2 separate regions of the Homo sapiens genome follow, and region 1 is linked to region 2. Evidence: read pairs that join two places in POLR2A ChIA-PET (ENCODE). Cell type or tissue: HepG2. All regions are shown on one strand. Each heading gives the region's core, and the rest is flanking DNA. Links, peaks and the distances in the headings are about the cores only. Region 1 has its middle 22 kb from the start of LINC02702. Region 2 has its middle 93 kb from the start of CEP164.

Region 1 (4,383 bases), core at 245-4,244, 760 kb after region 2:
GAACAATGTCGGTGTCTTGGGTCCCTCTTCTTGGACTGGCTGTATTTCCCAGATGGTACTTTACCAAACTCCTGCCTGAAGGATAAACGTCTGATTGCCAGCATTCTGGAACCAAGTAGACGATCAGGGCTGGAAGTCTCTGGCTCCCATATTTAGTGTTACATGCTAACTGGTTTCCGTTGTTTATGGTCTGGTACTCACCCCCTCATTTGTGCTGTTTGGTCTGTAGAGACCCTTTCTAGAGAATAAACTTCCAGTGTTCTGCAGTGGGTTGGGTGGGGGGCAGTTGCCCAGCAGCATGGAATGGGGGAGGAGACCGAGAAGGAGAGGGCAGTGAAGGAGAGGGACAGACAGGACAGAGTAGTGTCCCTGAAGCAAGTGACACAGAGGTTTCGGGAAAGAGGGAGTGATCACCTGTGCCCAACAGCCTGATGAGTAAGATGGGGATGGAAAAGTAACCCTTGGGCCTGGCAGCACAGAGGTCATTGGTCACCTCAATGAATGATGTCTCCTGGAGCCATGGGAATGAAAGCCTGATCAGAATGAGTTCTAGAGAAAATGGTAGGAGAGGAAGCTATGGCAGTGATTGTGAAGAACTTTTTCCATTTGACTTATTTCTGTTTCAAAATAACCCTGTGAAATGGGCAGTCATCCCCATTTTATAGATTTATAGTTGAAGAAACAGTCTCAGAGAGGTTTAAGTGAATGGCCTCATTGCTAGCTGCTTCTCAAAAAGGCTTTCCTCTAGTCCTTTCTGTTTTCGCCACCTCCTCCCCAGCCTTCACCACCTCCTCCCCAGCCCTCGTTCCAGAGGTGTCTGGAACTGTCAGTTCCTGAGGCTTTTGTGGACTTTTACAGTGTAAATTGGACTAATTCTCAGCTTTTCCTGTTGCTAGCTGTGGATTCAGCATTCTTAGGTCCACAAAGTCATTTATCACTTGTCTTGTCCCTTAGCTTTTCAGCTTCCATAATTTTGTGATTATTGTCTGAGCTGCCAAGAGTGATTTCAGGCCCCGGGAAGCTCTCCTGGACTTCAGACCCCCCTTCTTAACTCCTCTGCTGATTCTTGCTCATCTCTTCAAATTCTGAGGGCTCGGTCCTTGTACTTCTTCTCTTCTCTCTCTTCCTAGACAATTTCTTCCAGTCCCATGGCTTTAAATACCTCCAAGTCTGCAGGACCCCAAAGTCTCTGCCCCTCACCATGTGTCCCTGCTGCTGGCCTTGACAATGTTTGCCTAGTCCGGGCTACAAAATAGGCCACCTGTCCCCCTCCCATTTTCTATCAGCCTCCACTGACATCCCCCTGCCCTGCCCCAGACCCCCTCATCCTCTCCACTTCCTTTTCCTTGGGGCCAGGAAGGAAGAGTGTCTGCACAGAAAGCCTGTTGTCTGCTCATTCTCAGGCCTGCTCTGATCACCTCCCTGGGGAAGCCTTCCAGGATGGCAAAGGCACATTCCTGTGTGCACACTTGCTGGGGTTCCTCACACACCTGCCTCCCTGGCATCTGGTCAGGTTTGTGCCTGTGTGAGCTACCGCTTGGCCCTCCCCCTGGGGACAAACCCCATACAGTGTCATTGACAGTCCCCTCTTTTTCCCTCTAGTTCCTTGGACTCTTACCCCTATGGGTATTTGATAACAGGCATGGATTCTCTCCCCAGAAAAGTGTTTATAAACTCATTTTGCATCTAATTTCTGGGGGTTCAAGGACTCTCTGAAACCCCTGCATAAACCCCCTCATTATCTCAGGGTAAGAACCCCCAAGCTAAGTGAGACAAGCATGGATCGTGAGCACATATGCTCCATTCCCAGTGCTTGCCAGGACTTGACTTGCAATAGGTGTTCAGTCGGTAAAGGCGTATCCTGCATCTACTATGTGGCAGGTGCTGCTCTACATACTGTGAGGACTCTACATAGCAGTGAGGACTGCAATATTTTTGCCCAGGGAGCTGGCATTCTGTGGGGAGACCAACATAAATGCACATGTATGTATGTTACAGTGTCAGGAGTGCTAAGATGTGGGCAGAAGCCAGATCACTTAGGAACTTCTAGCTCACAGTAAGGACTTCAGACTTTGTCCGGAGCGTGATAGGACACTATTGAGCAGGGAGTGATAAGATCAGATTTTGAAAGACCATTCTGGCTGCTGTGTGCAGAGTGGGCTGTGGGGAATGGTGGAACTGCTGCAGTGGTGAATATTCAGAAGTCAGGCTGACTCACCTGGCTCAAAGGCTGGGCACAGGCTGCCCTGCATACCCTGGGCCTTTGAGCAGCAGGGCAGTCGGGGGGAGGGGGCCTCCTGGCTCTGCTATAGCTCCCAGAATCCCCTATCACCTTCTCTCCCCTTACCAGCCTCCTCCCTTCTCAGGCAAATGTCGCCAGGGTACCCAGACTGTTCTCCTGCTTCCTCTCCCCACAATTTTCTTCCTGCTTTGGGTCTTGCTGTCCTGCCTTGGGCCTGTACTGTGTGGATCTAGATCTATGCCAGGAATGCAGCAAGGGCCCAATCTGTAGTACTTCTTGATTGAATGGAGCATGAGGAGGAAAGTGAACTGGAAGCAATGGCTTTGGCCCCAGGCAAGTGGCCAGATGGCATTTATTCCCATATATGTATCTGCCTCAGTACATGCTGTCTATACCTATGGGGTTGTATCTGTACTGGATACGTGTGTGTGTGTGTGTAGGGACAATACTATGCACCTGCATGGCTCTGGTGAGTTCACCTTGGTGGATCCCTAAGCTTCCCTGCCCTCAGGTTAGGAAGGGGACACCCCCATCCCCCTGGCTGGGTGCAGGCTCTGGACTCCCTTGCAGTGGGAAGGCAGTCTGAGAATCCCACTGTAGGTGGTGGTGGGACTGACTTTGAGTCTAGGCTGCCACTGCACCCTGGGGAGACATTCCCAGAACCTGGTGGCACAGTGATCATTACAGATGCTGATAAGCAGTTCTGAGGGAAGGCGTGGATCAGTAGGCGAAGGGGAAGGATTTCTTGTTTGCCACCGGCCCCTTCTCATCATCTCCCAGGAGGAGGAGGATGCTGTATAGGCCATCTGCCTCTCCTGCCCCCTCGGCCCCCTCAGCAGCATGCAGGGCCTGCTACCTCAGAGAGGGTTCTTGCCGGCTTTGTGCCTTCAAGGCTATAGGCAAATCAGCTTTGGCAGAGAAGCAGAGAGGGGTGTTGGCCATGTCCCTGCAGCCTTTCTGGGGAGAGTGTCAGGGTGGAAACGTGGGCCTCCCAGCACCTCCCAGTATGTGTGCCTCTCCGCAGTACCCTGGCCTGAGGAGGGGCGGGGAGGAGGACCTAGTGTTCTTCTATAGAACTCATGTGCCTTTACAAGTGCCAGCCCCCACGCTAGGCCCCCCCAAAGCTCACCATCCAGTAGGAGAGTTAGACCAGAAATAAATGAGTGGGACAAGGGAGAGTGGCTTCGAGGAAGAAAAAGTATTGGGGGCCAAGAGGCAGGGGCACTTTGCCCTTCCTTCCTCAGGAGGCAGGGGAAGGGGAGAAGGAGTGTTCCTGGGGAAGATGGATAGGATTTTTCCAGGTAAAAAGAGAATTTCACCTGCACTGACCCAGAGGTGTGAATGCAGGTATGGGGCTCAGGGCTAAGAAGGTCTTGGGCTTGGTGGTGCTGGGGCAGGCTATGGTAGAGGATGCAGTTAGAACGGGAGGAGCAGGTGGGGTGAGTTAGAGTGAAGGGCTTGTCCAGGTGGTGACATGCATTTCCTGACAAACTAGGTAGGTTGGCCTTTCTCTTGAGGACCCCACATCTCGCATGTTTGGAAGGAGTGATGTGGTGAAATCTGTGTTTTTAGGAAGAGCGTGTTGGCTTCTTTGGGGAGAGGAGACTATAGAGGGGTATAACTGGAGGAAAGGAGACCAGGAGAAATGTCTCCTGGGTGGTCCAGGTAAGAGACGGTGGGGGACAGGGTGGAGGTCGAGCTACTGAAGGAATAGCACCCAGACAAACCAGGGAGCTGGATGTGGCATGGCTTGTCGCCACCATGCTTTGGGCCAGACAGAGCTGGACGCTAGGGGCCTTCTGGGACTGTCCCTGGGTGACGAGGTGGAGGGTGGACTTATTCACTAAGAGGGAGGATGAGAGATTCCAGGAAGATGACGGTGAGCCCAGCTTTGGACAAGATAAATGGAAACATGCGGGTGCTGTGACCAGCAGGCAGTTGGCAATGTCCAGACCTAAGGGAGAGGTCTGCAGCTGTGGCGAAAGGGGCATCTGAGGTAGGGTGCAGATGAGAGTCCCAGGGAGGCAGAGGGTGGAGATGAGAAGAGAGAAGCAGAGGGTGGAAGTGGCCGCCTGGGAAACAGCATCATTAGGAGTAAGGAAAGGAGCCCTCACAGGGGGTGGAGGAGGTAAAGTTGGAAA
Region 2 (4,383 bases), core at 186-4,185:
AGCGCAGAGGCCCCTCTATCCCCTTCAATGCCAGCTGGACTTTATGTGAGCAAGAAATAAACTTGCAGTAAGCACCGATACTTTGGAGTTTATTTTACAACAATTAGCATCATCTTAATTTATGCAGGAGATGAAGGGGAACTTGGCTCCCCATAGAAATTCTCCCTTGATAGATCAGGCCCAGGGCATCCTCCCCCGCACCGCCTGCCATACCATGTCACCCACCATACCATGTCACCTCCTCTTACCCTACATATTGGATTCCTATACAGGTAAAGGGTGGGAAAGGCAAAGGGAGACGCTGGTGAGCTTAGAGAGGAGGAGGGCATCTGTGTGTCTGTAGGAGAAGGGTGGGAGAACCAGGCTGAGCATGAACCCTGAGTCAGGGCTCTGTCCTTCCTCCCAGAATCCATGTCCTCTTCTGGGCAATGACAACAATACTCTAGGCCGAAGGAGGAATAGATGCCAGCTGGATTACCCTGGAGGTGATCCATACTTGGTTTTAGTGTCTCTAAGAATCGCACAATCTCAGGACTCAAAGAGACCTTCAACGCCACCTGGTCCACGCTTCCACCCAAATTGGGAATTCCATCTGCAATCAGCAAGAGTGGTCTGGCCTTCCCGTGCACACCTCCTGATGGAGAACTCATCACTTCCCCAGCCAGCACATCTCACCTGTGACAGCTCTAACAGCAAAACCTCCCTCACACTAAGCTTGGGTGGCCCCTCCAACTTCTACTCACAAGGCTCGGTACTGCCACTCCTGGGGGGCACCACAAAACAAGTCTCATCCCTTCCCAACTCAGAAGCCCTCCACAGATGGTATTTGAACATCGTCCTCAGCAGACAGGCTCCCCAAGGGCAGAGAAGGGTTCCACTGTCTCTTCCAGAGAAGGGACAGTGCCTGACTTAATAGGAGCACAACATATGTTAGACATAGATGAACAAAGGGTAAACAGTGGGAGAAACGGGCAAGGAGTAGACCAGTGAAGGCCGAGATCTCCTGAAACATTGGTTCTCTCCGCATAGTGTCCCCAAGTTACAAGAAAACAACACAACAGAATACCATCATGCCTGCTGCCGTTTGCTGAGAGTCTACTTGAGTCAAGCACCCTGATAACCACTTAGCACGGATACTCTCCTAGTTTTACCACTACCCTGTAAAAAAGAGTAACTCCTATAAGCACAAAACCCAAGTGGTGGTGTCTCAGGGCCGTAGTGCCAGTCAAAGAACCTCAATCCACTCAGCCACCAAAACGAAAGTTTTAAATAACTCAAGTTATCTGCTTTTGTTTTTGTGATCCTGAAGGGGTCCGAAGAGCAGATGTAAGTGACACCCGCTGACACCCTACGGAGCCTGTGCCTCCCACATCCCCCCACACACTGCCTGCTCTTCTCCAGCCCTGCTCAGCTCCGCCCTCCTCTCCTCTGGGGAATGTTCTCTCACATTCATTTCCCCCCATTTTCCATTAGGAAACAGCAACAGTTGGGCATAGGGGAGGCAGAGGAGGTGGGAGAAACCGCAGGCAAGGCAGGCCTCCTCTTTGGTGATTCGTGGGAAGGATCTATGGATGGGAAATTAATGTGTTTGTAATTTCTGCCCTGAAGATGTGTGATCTCCATTTTATTGGCTAAGAAAGAAGTCAAAGAGGTCAGGTGACTTGTACAAGGCCACTCAGCCGGCAAGAGGCATCAGCCAGGGTTTGAATTCCAAAGCCGGTGCTCACCAAACCACTTCGGATCCTTTCCAGAAAGCCAGGCGGCCCCCAGAAGGCGCCATGTGTAGAGTTCCTACTATGTGGCGGGCACTGCGATGGAAACGCAGGGGCTGCGGAGTCAATCCTGCTGCTCCCTTGCCAGCTCTGTGACCTCGGGAAAGCACCTTCGCCCTCATGGGCCTCAATTTCCGCTTCTATGAAATGCGAGAATAACTCCCATGCTGCCAGGTTGATAAGACTGAAAGGAAATAATGAGGTTAAAAAGCTTTTAACTATGAAATGGGGATTAGACAAGATACAAACCAGCAGACCAGAGGGTCAGATTCCAGAGAAGCCAGGATTTGCCTCATCTGCCCAGGTTTTGTTGTTGCTGTTGTTGTTTCTTCTTTTCTTTCTTTCTTTTTTTTTTTTTTTTTGGTCAGGGTTTTGCTGTTGCCCAGGCTGGAGTACAGTGGCGCAATCATGGTGCGCTCAACCTGGAATTCCCGGCCTCAAGCGATCCTCCCACCTCAGCCTCCCGAGTTGCTGGGACTACAGGCGAGGAACACCATGCCCAGCTTTTGTTTGTTTGTTTGTTTTCCTGCCCAGATTTGTGTCCAGGGAAGCAGGTGGGATATGAAGGTCCCTTGCTGCCCTAGAGAACCTACTGAAGCTCACCAAGAGGATTCACAGCCTGTGCAGAAAGGGAAGCTCTGAAGGCCTCTGATGTCCTCAAATTCACTGTCATCAGTCCCAACCAGGAGCTAGCACTGGGCCCCCAACTCCTGGGAGTCACCAGAAAGGGTGGACGGCGCAGTAAAATGCCACCCCATCCATGCTGGGCCAATGCCTCACCTCCCCCAGGAGGCATCACCCAGATGGTGAGCTCTGCCCTAAGACGTCCTGCCTCTGTGGGTGCCATTCTTTCTCTCTTGAGCTCCACCCTTCCTGGGCCCAGTGGAGGTGGATGGCACCATTCCAGGCATGGCCCTGCGTGTCCCCAGCTGAGCCCCGCCAGGGCCTTTGTGACAAGTGGCATCTCCAGTACGCGCTGACTGGACACATCCGGGCTCAGCACCCGGGCAGCCACCACCAGCCACCACTGCGGCCAGCCGCCTCAGACCAATGCCCCGCACGAAAGCCAGGCCTCCAGCCACCATGGGGCTCTGTCGGCAACACCAAGGGAGAGGGGACTTGGCAGGTCCTGCAAGCTTAGACTACAAGTCTCCCATCCCCACCCTCCCCCAGGCATTTCTACAGTGTCTGACTCTGCCTGACACCCTGGGTCCTGCCCACCTCAGCCTCCTTCCCCAGGAGGCACAGGTCCCACGCCTGCCAGGCTCTGACACCCCTCCATGGGGATTCAGAGACTAGAGGAGTGCACGGTGGATTTTGGGGCACCAGGGGTGTCACCGCAGCCCAGCCCAGACTCCAAGGAACCGCCTGGGTCAGATCGCCCTTGAGCCAAGCAGGGATTCCTTTTAGGAGTTAGGGCCGTTGTAGGGCTTCAGGGTGTCCCTGGGCAGAGCTTAAGAAAAGGGTAGGGTCTGCAATGCCAGGGAGTGGGAGGGAATTCATCACGGGCCTTGGGTGCAGGAATACCTACTGCTTAGGGAGGTCTCCTGTGTGCTTGGCACTTCCCAGGCGCTGGGGGCATGGGGTGAGGAGAACAGGCAGCCCAGCAGATGTTCCAGGGTGCATGGAATGAGCTCATTCTCAGATGAAGACACCGACGCTGAGTCGCTGGACAGTCACTTGTCCAGAGCACAGAGGTGGTCAATGGCAGAGCCACAGATCTGTCTGACTGCTCCCAGGAGGAGGTTTCTGAGGAGGGGAGCACCCGGGCACTACCCTTACCATCTTCTCTTTGTAGCTACAACAGAGTGGATGCTGTTGTGGCCCCAGGGCCTGCCAACTTTCTCCAAGAGGAAATGGGGCTGAGGATGAGACAACAGCTATTTATTTGAAGGCACCACCGCTGTCTTGCCTTTAGTCAGACTCTGCCGGCCTCTGAAGCCGAAGAGAGCACGTAGGAGGAGGAGAAAGGGTAGGTAGAGCAGAAGGCCTTCCCTGGGGAGACCTTCCCTCTTCACACAAAGAAAGAGGCTGCCCCGGACCTCCTTCTCAGCCCCCAACCTCGCCCTCCAATCCCTGTGCCGGGAGGGAGGGCGCATACTCATGAGGGTGTGCAGTGTCCACACAAGTGCCTACGTGAACAACTGCACTACAGGCCATTGGTTTGCACTCTCATTCTGCAACCTAATAGCTTAACCTTCCAAGGCTCTCTCGCTTTCTTTTTTCATCTTGTAAAATGGAGATCATTGTCTACCTCATAAGATTGCTATGAGGATCTTTGAGAGCTGTAGATAGGTAAAGGCCTTTGCACTGGCTGGTAGTAAGCAAACAGAGGCTACTTTATTAGTAAGAGGCCCTGTGAGAATCCAAATGTGCATGCACTACACTTTAACCCCTGCATGTGCATACACTCATGTATGTTCATAAGGGGGACAAGCAGCGGACGGGAGAGGGTTCTGTGACCCTATTTCATTCTATCATGTGGAAGAAGTAAAGGGACATTTTTTTCTGTGTGAGTCCACAGCAGAACTGTAAGAGAAGACTCCCCCTCAGCCAGTTCAGAACTGCTCAACAGCAGGACTGGCTACCTCAGGGGTGATGAGCACCTTGT

The links. ChIA-PET counts read pairs that join two places held together with the same protein. Peaks named below come from ENCODE experiments on the same cell type or tissue, not always from the same donor. Only the 100,000 strongest peaks of a DNase experiment are listed, where the experiment ranks them.
Region 1: POLR2A ChIA-PET joins it to region 2 with 7 read pairs; 1 of 35 experiments calls an interaction of 5 or more read pairs at or near these places.

The regions. Positions count from the first base shown.
Region 1 is chr11:116,659,015-116,663,397 of GRCh38, reverse strand. No RefSeq gene overlaps it. Among named protein-coding and RNA genes, the nearest start is that of LINC02702, 22 kb to the right of the region's middle. In HepG2, for the core only: no CTCF peak of the experiment used is centred there; a DNase peak (open chromatin) is centred at 2,117.
Region 2 is chr11:117,418,645-117,423,027 of GRCh38, reverse strand. No RefSeq gene overlaps it. Among named protein-coding and RNA genes, the nearest start is that of CEP164, 93 kb to the right of the region's middle. RefSeq lists an enhancer at 2,267-2,767. In HepG2, for the core only: no CTCF peak of the experiment used is centred there; no DNase peak of the experiment used is centred there; H3K4me3 peaks cover 658 bases; H3K27me3 peaks cover 959 bases.